Regions from separate parts of the Homo sapiens genome. Here region 1 is linked to region 2. Evidence: chromatin contacts called from ENCODE Hi-C or POLR2A ChIA-PET data. All regions are on one chromosome and are shown on one strand. The core of a region is the stretch at or near the end of the contact, and the rest is flanking DNA. Distances in the headings are between cores, read along the strand shown. Region 1 overlaps LOC124901774 (a long non-coding RNA gene). Region 2 holds the start of ZNF775-AS1 (ZNF775 antisense RNA 1).

What was found. Hi-C counts contacts between places; a loop is a spot of excess contacts on that map. ChIA-PET counts read pairs that join two places held with the same protein, here RNA polymerase II (POLR2A). Pooled maps may share reads with other maps.
Region 1: a loop to region 2 is called in a map with no recorded cell type, with 2.9 times the contacts of the local background. The contact joins the enhancer-like site here to the promoter of ZNF775-AS1 in region 2. A Hi-C loop is called at or near these places in 1 of 168 maps with a recorded cell type or tissue (GM12878), 9 of 37 single-sample maps with no recorded cell type and 6 of 50 pooled maps. POLR2A ChIA-PET finds 5 or more read pairs at or near these places in 1 of 52 experiments (activated naive CD4-positive, alpha-beta T cell).

The regions. Positions count from the first base shown.
Region 1 is chr7:150,664,495-150,670,220 of GRCh38, forward strand. All of the region lies in intron 2 of LOC124901774 (a long non-coding RNA gene), which reads right to left. Among named protein-coding and RNA genes, the nearest start is that of GIMAP2, 18 kb to the right of the region's middle. Within about 2 kb of position 4,042, at least 5 of the 41 ENCODE cell types and tissues checked have a DNase peak (open chromatin) inside an H3K27ac peak, as active enhancers do; they include GM12878, where a contact is called at or near this core.
Region 2 is chr7:150,380,718-150,386,680 of GRCh38, forward strand. ZNF775-AS1 (ZNF775 antisense RNA 1) reads right to left here and starts at 3,274. Exons shown (of 2, transcript NR_183445.1): 1 at 3,084-3,274. The region is part of intron 1 of ZNF775 (zinc finger protein 775); the gene reads left to right. RefSeq lists enhancers at 1,125-2,083, 3,040-3,995, 5,465-5,963.

The DNA of each region.
Region 1 (5,726 bases), core at 2,792-5,291, 280 kb after region 2:
AGTGCCCATGTCTCTCAGCACAACCTGCCTCCTTGGTTATTTTGCACCAAGAGGGGGACAAAGCTGACATACTGGCCCCTCAGTCTCTGCAAGTCAACACTGTGTGGAATCTCAGGGGTCAGACCCCAGAACTTCGGGCTTTTACGAACATAGCTCCCTGGACAGGGCACTCTACTCCTCACCTCCCAGGGTTGGCATTGTCACTCTCCTGGTCTGGTCACCAGGTATGGTCTCCATTAGGGATCACAGGTCCTCAGAACCAGCCCTGTGCAGTTCAGCTGTGTTCCCACAGCTCTCTGAGAACTGAGTCTCTGTTGATGGGTCATTTGGCCAGCCTGTGCTAATGGGTGAGTAGAGTTTCGTGCTCACTGGGTAAGGTCAGAAATATCAGAGAACTTTGGATGTTGATGTGGGAAGAGAACTTAAGTCACCTCCCGCAATCCTCACTTTAACCATAAAACAAGCATCATGCCCCCAACCTTCATCTCCTGACCCCCAGGCTGCTGCTCTTTCCATGAGGTGGTGAACTTGTCAGTGGGAGGCACAGGTGCTAGGGTGCTAATGGCAAAGTCCATGCTGATGGGCTCCAGTGGAAAACCAGGGCCTCCATGCTAGCGAGGAGCCCTAGTGATGCAAACACAGTCCTGATGGATGCTACCATGCCACTCAGAGAGGGAAAGAATGAATGTGTCAATGCACCGCAGCAGAGACAATGCTGGGGGAGGCGGGCGGAGAAAGTCCCTACGTAATTTAATGCAGTACAACGAGGGCTTTTGGAGTTGATACCCTTCCCTTTGTTAATATCAATATAATTCTCTTAGTAGAAATTCCAGTTTCTATGACAGTATGAGAATGTCTCATGGCCATGAGTCATGCTTACAGGCAAAGGGGCTTTGCAACCATCTCTGATCACTCTAGCCTGGCAGTCTGCCTATGCCCTGAAATGTGCTCCACCACTCAGAGACAGAAATCATTGCCTATTCTCCAGACTGAATGAACTCCTAAAGCCTTTTTTCCCATAGAGATGCTAAACTCAGAAAGGATAAGACCTAAAAGTTGGAGAAGCTGGGAGGTGGCTGGGCCCCAGCATGGTGTGTGCACATGCGTTCTCTGGATGGAGGCAGAGCGGGCTCTGAGAGCAGACAGGCAGGCTCTGGAGTGGCCTTTTCAGGAAAGCCAGTGTCTCTGCTCTACTTTCTGACCTTCAGGACCCACTGATTCTGGGTTCAGCGTGGGACTGAGGAATGGGTGTCCCATGAGGTTGGATATTCCCTAAGGTAGTGGGGCTGGGAGCTGGGATCAGGATTAACAGGACACCATGCAAGAAAGAGAGAGGAAAGAGGGAAGAGCAGTGAGACAGAAAGAGGCACAAACTGACAGTGGGAGAGTGAAGTACAGGGTTTAGGGAGCAAAGGAGAGGCAGGAAAAGGAGAAGAACAGGGAGACTTTCTGTAGCTAGAAGGGACTTCTCTCTTCACTTCTCTAATGAGTCTGTACCCAGCAGATCAAGATTATGTAGCTCAGACCTACCATGTGTGTTGCTCAAGAAGCCATGATCACCTAGGTTACAGTTCACACTTCTTGGCCTGAAATTGACAGCTTTTATATCAGGCTGCAAACTTTCTTCACAGCCCCCTTGCTTCTATTCTGCTACCTTATGAGACTCGCAGCAAGGCGCTTGGGGTAGACAGACTCCATCTCTGATTCTACTTTCATTCTCTGAGTAACACTGGTTGAGTTCCTCATCTTCCTGAGCCTTATTTTTACTTCTTTAGACATGGACATGATAATTTCTACTTCCTACTGTTGCTGTAAGCATTAAATGAGAAGAAGATATAAAACCCAGGGCTGAGCCAGAAAGAATTAAGTAAGCGGTAGCTGTATCTGCTCTATAAGGGGTACCCATTTACTTTTTCTTACCCAGGCAATGCTTGTTTTTACCTTAAAGCCATTCACACTATTTCCTTCCACCTGTTTATTTGTCTGTCCCCAAAGTTCTCCACATTTCCAAATCCTCCCTTCCTTTAGTGCAAAATTCCTACATGACAACCTCCACAACTTGAGATTTTTTGATCCTCTGCTGTCTGTCAATCAGACAATGCCTCTTGGACTCCATTTCTCCATGTGTGCTGGTTTCATTTCCTCAGCAACATGGGAAGACATTTGTACAGATGGAGCCAGGTTGGTTTCTTCTTCTTTTTCCCCTTACTCCATCCTCTGCCACATGACAGATACATCAGAGATTTTAAACCTTACTTGGAGTTCATGTAAATGGCCCAGTCATTCTGATGGTCCCCAGGGGTGCTAGTTTATAGTATTAGCTCCTTTTCAGACTTACTGTGTATTAGACCAGTGGTTCTCAAAATGTGGGCCATGGATCAGCAGCATCAGTATGAACCGGAAACTTGTTAGGAAATATGGGCTCCATCCTTAACTCATGGAATCAGAAACTCTGGGGGCGGAGTCCAGCAATCTAAGTTTCAGTAAAACCCCCAAGTGAGTCTGATGCCTGCTAAAGTTTGAGAACCACTGAGCTAAAGCTTTGTCTGTTAAAGGACTCTCACCTATGATTAAATCAGCTGAAATGGAGATCATAAGAGAGTTTTTAAAAGCACATCTGAAATGTAAAATTTTAGGTGAGAAAAGTCAACATAAGACCCTCTCATCTAAGATCATCCTAGAAGAAACAAAATGGAGAGGTGCTGTGGGCCATCAGGAAACAGCCTAAATGTCCCTGAAAGTTGAGATGCCTCAGAAATAAACCTCCAACTTTTATTTGTAGCTGGGCACAGGCCCCAATTCCACTAGTCATGGCAGTGGCCCAACTTCAACAGTGCAAATGATACAGCAATGTCCAAGAGCAGTGGTTCTCAAAGTGAGGTCCCCAGACCAGTGGCATCATGGGAATTGTCAGAAATGCTATTTTCAGGCTCCATTCAAAACCTACTAGTTCAGAAATTCCAGGGATGTTGCCTAGCCATTTGTATTTTAATAAACTCTTTAGGTGATTCTGATGCAGGCTAAGGCTTGAAAACCTCTGTGCTAGCCACTGGGAATTCATCCTTTACGTGCACTTTTCCATTTAATTCAGACTGGATAGTTTAAATTGTTCCCACCTTAAGATGAAGGAAATTAGGCTCAAGTTTGAGTAAGGACACTTAGCTAGTCAGTGGCCCAGTAGAAACTGGAACTCAGTTCTGTCTAACTCCAGAACCCCAGTGAGAATATGGAGGACGTATTTTGGGTATATGTGATCACTGATGGACTGAGTAGTTAAAAATGTATGTGGGAGAACTTCAGGGCAGGATGAAGAAGGAAAGTTAGAGAAAGGCAAATAGAGCAGTCTCTGCTATTTTAATGGATGATATTCAAGCCTGGGATCTGTAGCAAGTTAAACCTATAGAGGTCATCTTTTTACAAGATGTGGCCAAGATAACAGGCAACAGACCACGTCAAAGAAACCTTCCAGTGGACCCCCAGCATTTAAGGACTTGATTTGTTTGTTTGTTTGTTTGTTTGTTTTGAGGCAGAGTCTTGCTCTGTCACCCAGGCTGGAGTGCAATGGCGTGGTCTCAGCTCACTGCAACCTCTGCCTCCCAGATTCAAGCAATTCTCTTGCCTCAGCCTCCCAAGTAGCTGGGATTACAGGCACCCACCACCATGCCCAGCTAATTTTTTGTATTTTCAGTAGAGACGGGGTTTCACCATGTTGGCCAGGCTGGTCTCAAACTCCTGATCTCATGATCCACCCACCTCAGCATCCCAAAGTGCTAGGATTACAGGTGTGAGCCACGGTGCCCAGCCAAGGGCTTGAATTGTTAACTCTTCACTTGAGCTATTAATATTTGATTTGTATTCAGCTCCTTTGACTTCCTTCTCAGTATCTCCCTGTGAGTTATTTTCCCCTTACCTAGCCACTGTCCTGATGGAAAACCTTTACCTCTGAGAGAGGAATGACAGCTCCAGACCAATGGGGTGCATGTTTTACTGAGGGGACTTTCAGCCCTTTCAGATCACACAGGATAAGACAGTTATCTACCCTCTCTGAGAACAGAGCTTGCTGCTATAGCAGCCCTGGGTCTTGTGGTTTCCTTTCACACACTGAAGTTATTTTTCACACTTCACAAAACACCTAGAAACCAAATGCCTCTCAACACTCAGGGAGATGAAACTCAGGAAGGACAGCAAGTGAAAATGAAAAGATATTATGGGAGAGTTTTTGGAGAGGAAATGGGGTAGGGGCTGACAGGGTTATGAGCAAAGGAAACAGAATGGGCTGGTGACCCAGTGGGTTCACCTCAAAGTTTACAGCCAGGGTTCCTCTATGCTCTCTTTGACTCACTTGTTCTGTTTCCATGCACTGAGAGGGTGCAGTTCGTGGGAGGCAGAGCAAGTGGAGGAGGACCACAATTAAAGCGACCAAAATTCAGATTATGTAAAGCCTGATGAGGGAGAAGGTTTTGAATTCATAATTCACACAGCCCACAATTACACATATCTGACTGTGACATACCTAGATTCAAGCCTGGAGTGTTTTTCCATTTTCCATAATAAAACATTCAGGATCCAAACTTAATTATGAGTTTCTGTAAAAAATCATCTGCTAAAATCTCCAGCCTCATTTCTACACAATGTGACTTCCCACCTTGAGGATCTAGCCATCCTTGGCTTTCTTTGATTAACTGAGAGTTCCATGTCTTCACTTACCTTGGAATATGCTTTATCTTCTTCCTGGAAATACTTCTAATCTCTTTCCCTAACTTCTACTCACTATTCAATTTCAGCTTAAACAATGTTGATTTTTCTAAGAAGTCTTTTCCAACTACTCCTACTATTAGTTTAGCAGATCCTCTATACACTCTTAAAACATCCTAGTGTTCTCCTTAATAACATTCATTATCCTACTGTTTTTGTTAACTGTCATGTTTGCCTGAGAAAGGAGGTAGTGATAGGGAAAAGGTGGTGATGGTAAAAATAGAAGAGGGAGGTTTTATAGGATGGCACAGAAGAAAATAAAATATTTGATTGGTTACAGTTATACAGTTACCTTATTTGGTCTACCCTGTTGTAAAGTCCATAGTTTTGTTTGCTGGCTACTTCTAATTAGTTGAGCTTAAGTTCTGCTTTTATTTAATATTAAACATTTACAAGAAATAGCTCAAATTAAGACTTGCTTATCTTTGCAAATCAAGCAAGGTTGAGGTCATTTGTAAGGCCTAACTGCTTTTGTCTGCTCAGGTATTCTCCGGGTCTGGTCTCCATTTTAATTTACTTTAACAAAAAGAGACGAGACCCTCAAACCAGGTCCAGCTAGAACTAGCACAATTGAAGACAGAATTGCTCTGTCTTAGAAATGGATAAGATTACTTAGGAATATCAAGGCAAAAATCCTGAATTAGCTATTAACAAATAGAATCAAGCAACACCTTGTGTGATTAAGATTTGTCTAAGTATGCAAAGAAGTCAATATTAGGAAATACTAGGAAATATTTTTATACAATTTAATGTATTACAAAGCTATGGAGCAACATAATCTGATCACCTCCTTAGCTGTTGAAAAGTAATTTGGTAAAATTAAATGTCTAATAATTGGTTCTTTTTCCCCATAAGAAAATTTTCCATCTCAACCTCAAAGTCTGCATCTAGTTTAATGGTAAACATTGAGATATTGCCACAAAAGTTAAGAACAAGCTAAGGAAGCCTACTATCATTGTGATTACTTATTT
Region 2 (5,963 bases), core at 2,024-4,523:
TTTCTGAAAAACAACTCAAGGACATATGCTAAGATGTTACCTTTAGTTTCTTTAGGCAACCACACGTTTCGTGTGGTCTGACTTCCTTGCTATTATTTTAGCTACGATTACCTTCTTATCAGGTTGCACATTTACTTCTCAGGACCAGCTAGGTGCCTGGAATTTCCCTGGAAAGAACTCAAGATTTTCCTTTATTTTCATGATTGGAGGGCACAGCAGGTGCCTGAAGGGGTCCCTGCTCCATCTCACTTTGCTTTCCCAAGGTCCTTTGAATGCAGCAAGGGATGCAAACGTGTTTATTAATTAAAATGTGACACCTCTTCAGAGATTGTTAGCAGCTGGGTTTATCCTCGGCCTTCAGCTCAGATGCAGGCCCTGACAGGTTCCTGAATATTAGAATTGGGGCCGAGGAATGTAAGTGCAGCTCTCGCCTCTGAAGGGAGGTGGGTGAGGAGGAGGGGGCCAGGGGTGTGGCGCAGGGGAGGTGTGGGTGGGACAGTTCCAGCAAGCGTGTTTACCTCTGGCCGGTGAAGGAAGTCTTGGAAGGAGGTACCTCAGGATCATGGCTGGGGTTGAATTGGGGACCTCTGGGAGGTGGGCAGGCATAGTGGATAAGGCAAGTGACCTGCTTGCATGCAGATCAGGTCTCCTGGGAATGTCGAGGGGAGCAAACTGAAGCCATGAAACCAGGCTGGCTGTTCATACCCTGAGGTACAGTTCTTATAACCCTGAGTGGGGAGCGGGTGATGGCAACAGCAACGACCTAAATCGAATTTGTCTTGCACCTTGGGAATGTCTCTCAGAGTCCTCTCACACTGTTTGCGTCCCGCCATCCCCACCCCCCACCGCCCCCGCCCCACTTGATATAACAATTCTGTACCACGAGCAAGCGTTATTTCCATTTTCAGGTGGGGAAACTGAGGCCCAGAGAAGGAAAGTGGTTTGCCTGGGATCATGTGGCTAACCAGAAGCAAACCCAATCTCAGTCCCTGTCTGGGGCCTCTCAGCGGCTTTTTCCACTATGGCCTGTTCTTTGGGTTGGACAGTGGCCCGCCCTTTCCCTTGGCTCCCCTCCTCTGTTCCCTCCCCAGATTGAGGACTGGGGTGTTTGGGAGACTGAGGTCTGAAGATGGTGGAGTAGGAAGAGGGGAAGGGTCAGGGCTGGGAGAGTGGTCACAGTGGGGGTGGCCTTGTGCTGAGTGGGATCCGGGAAGTTGGAGAGGAGCAGGGTGGGTCATGGGGGGTGGGACAGGGGAGTTGTGGGAGGCTTCAGGGTGCCTGATGCTGGGTGTGGGGATGGAGGCCTCCAGGTGGGGGAGGGGATGCCCACCTGGTTTGGGCTGGGACCTCTGGGAGGGGCATGCAGAACCACCCTGGTAAGTGGAGGGCTCTGCAGACAGTGCCACAACCAGAGCCGTGGCAAACCCTCTTCCTCCTGCATGGTGGAGCGTGGAGGCTCCTGTGTGGCGCTGGGGGCCTCTGAGATTCCCAACTGGCTGGAAGGAGTGATGGCTTAGGAGGAGTGAGTGGCAGCGGGGACGCTGGCAGAGAGGCTTGTACAGATACTGCCCGATGCATCCGGCTCAGGCTTGCCGCCCTGTGGTGCTCCTCCCAAACTCAGGGAGCAGGTATTTCCGTTCACCTGCGCCTTCAAGAACCTGAGCTCAAAGCGCTGCAATGACTGGCCAGGGACTAGCAGCGGCTCAGTGGTGGGTGGGCTGGGACTTGGGGTTCTTGATTAAGACATGGGGTCCTGAGGGGAGGGACCAGGAAGGGTGGCCTTGAGAAGGACATCCCTGCCAGCCTCAGGCAGTGGGCTTCTAGGGGGAGACTAGGGCTGAGGAGCCAGCCAGGTGGCGGCTGAGGGTCACCCAAAGATGGCTGAAGGGGAGAGGGCCCGCTGCATCCCCTTGGGCCAGAGCCCACAGGCCAGGCCCTGAGGATCTTAGGCTGCACCAGGCTTGCCGGACACAGGCTCATTGTCTCTAGGGCTTTCTGTCTTGCTGTAACGTCTCTCCAGCCAGCTGCAGCTCCTGCTGACTTATCCCACCCCAGCGCAGGTCATCCAACGGTGACTTATGGCCCCGGCCTCCTGGCTCGATGAGGGTATGTTGCTTCTGTTTCTACCTCTCTGAGTTCTTTTCCTCGGAGCAAGTGACCCTGATGGGATGGCCATGGGTGTACAAGGATACTTGTGTCATGGGTGGCTTTGCAGTTCTGTGTTCCTAAGTGTGCTGTGCAGTGATTCGTGCTGCCCTGGTTCACAGTGGCACGTTTGTGTGTCTGTGGATCTGTAGGTGTGTCTGTGAGTTTTAAAAAATATCTCACATTCTCTGTATTTGCATAGACAGTTTTGCAGGTGTTCTCACGTAGTTTTGTGTCTTTGAACTTTTGTTTACTTAGCTGTATTTAGATATGATTGTATCTGGGTGTGTTTGTGTGTGGTTTAGCATTTACATCAGTTTCTTATGTCCCTATGATCATATATTTAAATTAAAAACATCTGCTATTAACTGAAATCAGAGGCAGAGAATACCATTGCCTGGTCCTGAGGGATTTCTTAATAGTGACAGAAGACTGGAGCCTGAGGAGCCACCTCTTGGGTCCTCCATTGTTTCATTCACTCATCCGTTCATTCATTCAATACACATTACACACCTTCTGCATATGAGGGACGCGCAGGTGTGGGAGCAAGCCCCCGCTCCCTGGGGCTAACCTGAGTGAGGGGTCTCACAGGGAGAGAGGACTGGGTGAGGACATAGCAGTCAGGTATGGGCTGCAGGAGGGCAGGGAGGCGCTGGGGACCCGGTGGAGTTGAGAAGGATGAGGCTATAGAAAGGGGCAGCATGGCAGGGAGGCATTGGCTGGGCATGGGCTGGGACTGGAGAGGCCAGTTTCTGTGGGGGTCTCCTATGGAAGACCAGCTGAGCTGTGCCCAGCAAGTGAGGACCTGCTGGGACCTCAGGGCTGAGAAGGGCCTGATACTGGGCCTTTGGCTGGGGTTTGGGGAGCTGCCCCCACCCCCAAAAGCCTTAGCGCCTAGTGGCGGATCCTGCTCCCGCTCCACTAGCAGCAGATGATACCTGTGGCATGGTCTGCTTCTGACTGCCCGACCTGGGGCGCTGAGGCTGTGAGAGCTGTGCTGGGCTGGTGGGAGGTTCCAGGGGCGGCGATGGGGAGGACCTTGCCTCTTTCTGGCCTGTGGCCTTTCTCCTCCCCCAGCTGCTGTCTGGCCGCCCCACCCCCAAGTCTCTGCCACAACCAAAGCTCCTTTGTTGCCTCCCCCTGCCCCGGGCCTCTCCACCTGCTGCTAGCTCAATCCCCTCTTTGTGTGGTTGGTCTTCAGTTGTCATGGCAGCTGGGCCCAGGCTGAGGCCTGCCCACTGTGAGGCTCTTAACTGAACTGCAGCCTGACCCGGTGCGCGGAGGGCCGGGCCAGGGCCAGGCGTGGGAAGGGGGCCCCTGTGTGTCCTGCTCCCCTCAGAGCCCGAGGGGCAGCAGAGAGGAAAGGTGGTCCGGTAGGGGCCCGGGGGCCCTTGTGCGATAGACAAAGCGGCCTTCCAAGACTTGGTGTGGGCACTGGTGGGAGATGGCGCATCTGGCCCTTGATGCCTGTCTTCCAGCCGGGGCGCTTTGCTGGGCAGCCTGCTCACCTGGCTCCTGGGTGTCTCCAGGTGGCTGAGGACATGTCAGGATGGTAGGTTAGGAGGGGCCCGCCATGCACAGAGCAGAGTGAAAGGCAGAATAGGAGAGAAGCTTAGGGTGGGGACGTGTGTGTCTGGCCAGCCTGGAACATGACACATGGAGGGCTTTCCTGGATTTTGTCTGTAGGACACCTGCTGTGCCATTTCCCAGACATAGCCCACCTGAGCACACAGGTAGAGGCGGGTCCCCAAAGACTTGGCCTCCCCTCATTCCTGTCCTCTGTGTTTCCCCCTTTGAATTTCTCACTTCTTCCTCTTGGGTCCTCTTCCTTCTGTCTCCATTTCTGTTCTTACGTAAGCCACAGGCTGCTTCCCCTCGAGCCCTGGTATGGCCCGAGACAGAGGCACCGAGGCTTGAGGGAGGAGCTGCTCTGGGAGGTCCCGGACAGTGGAAGGCCTGCTACTACCTGGAGTGGCTGTTAGGTCCTAATACCTCTTGGGAGGCAGGGTGGGTGAAGTAGGACTGTCTTTGATTTGCCTTGGGGGTCTCGCTCTGTGGAGACCCAGGCCCATCCTTCTGTCCTCCTGAATTTGTGGCCTGGGCTCTGCCCTCCTCGGTCTGAGTTCCCCTTACCAAGGTGGCTTCTCTGTCCACTAGCCCCTCTGCGCCTCTTCAGGTGGATGTTAAGTCCAGTTGGTGAGAGGTTTCCCAAGATGTGGCATGCAGAAGCTCACAGAGTGGCCCCAAGGGAGGAGGGTGGCGAGGGAGGGAGGAGCCCCCAGCACCCATCAGAGCCCCACCAGGGGCTCCTCCCGCCCCCTTCCCCACTGCTCGCCTTTTCTCTGCACCACAAGCAGGTTCTGTAAGAAACCATGGTAGGCATGCGTACAGGCCCCTGTTGGGGAAATAGAATTGAAAACAAAATCTCTTGCCAACCCAGAAAAGCTCTTTGCAAAAGTAGAAGAGAAAAACAGCTTTTAAAAGATTGAATGTGCATGAAACCAGAATGTGGTGCGCACCATGGACAATCCCCCGAGCAACTGCAAAGACGGGAGCTCTGAGCCTGCAATACCCCAAGCGACTGCAAAGACGGGAGCTCTGAGCCTGCAATACCCCGAGTGACTGCAAAGACGGGAGCTCTGAGCCTGCAATACCCCGAATGACTGCAAAGACGGGAGCTCTGAGCCTGCAATCCCTGAGTAACTGCAAAGACGGAAGCTCTCAGCCTGCATGTAGCCGGCAGGTGCAGCCCGTTACAGACATGTTCTCAGGATAAACAGCAACCAGCCCTCCAGCAAGAGGACTGGACATTACCATTTGTCACACGCAGGCAGGTCGTCCTAAATTCACCTCATAATTGGAGTGACCATCTGTGTTAGCTAATTGCCTTTACCCACAGGAAAAATAAAGTTCTTATATTTTTATGACAGGAGATAGTTTTGTGATTTGGAGCCAGGCACCTGCTGAAATTAGGCTCCTACCCTCCCATGGAGACTGGGAGGCAGGGGTGATGTCTTCCTTGATACTTAAATTTCAAAGAAATGGCCCCCAGGACCTTGGGAAAGACAGTCCTGGGTTGTAATGTTGGCAGAAGGCTTATTTAGCTTTTTTTTGAGACAGAGTCTCACTCTGTCACAATCTCGGCTCACTGCAACCTCTGCCTCCTGAGTTCAAACAATTTTCCTGTCTCAGCTTCCCGAGTAGCTGGGATTACAGACATGTGCCACTACACCCAGCTAAGTTTTGTATTTTTAGTAGAGACGGGGTTTCCCCACGTCGGCCAGGCTTGTCTCAAACTCCTGACCTCAGGTGATCTACCCACCTCAGCCTTCCAAAGTGCTGGGAATACAGGCATGAACCACCGTGCCCAGCCTTATTTAACTTTTAAAAAGATTTATTTCTACTTGAGGAGCATTTACTGCAAAAATAAAAAATAAAGATTCACATGCATCTCAAAAAGACAGAGATAGAGCTTATTAATTAGAAGTTTCTAAACAAAATGCTCTTGAAAAAAGTGGGTGTCTCTTCTTCTCTTTGCACCAGGGAAAATGACTTTCTGCATTTTCTAGATTCATATTCACCCCTCCCCCGACGTCTCTTGTCAGGGTCCAGATTCCCAGTCTGTGTGTGTGCCCCCAGTGTCTGGGCTCTGAAGGGGACCTAGGAGAGGGAGTCTGGGTCTCTGCGAGGCTCTCGGGCCCTGGGGTGGGTGTTTCTGTGGGGGTGGCCGAGCCAGGGTGCCTGGGAGGAGGGGCTGACTGAAATCTGGAAGAGCCCCTCCCTGAGGCAGCAGGAAGGACGAGCTGTGCATCTCTGTG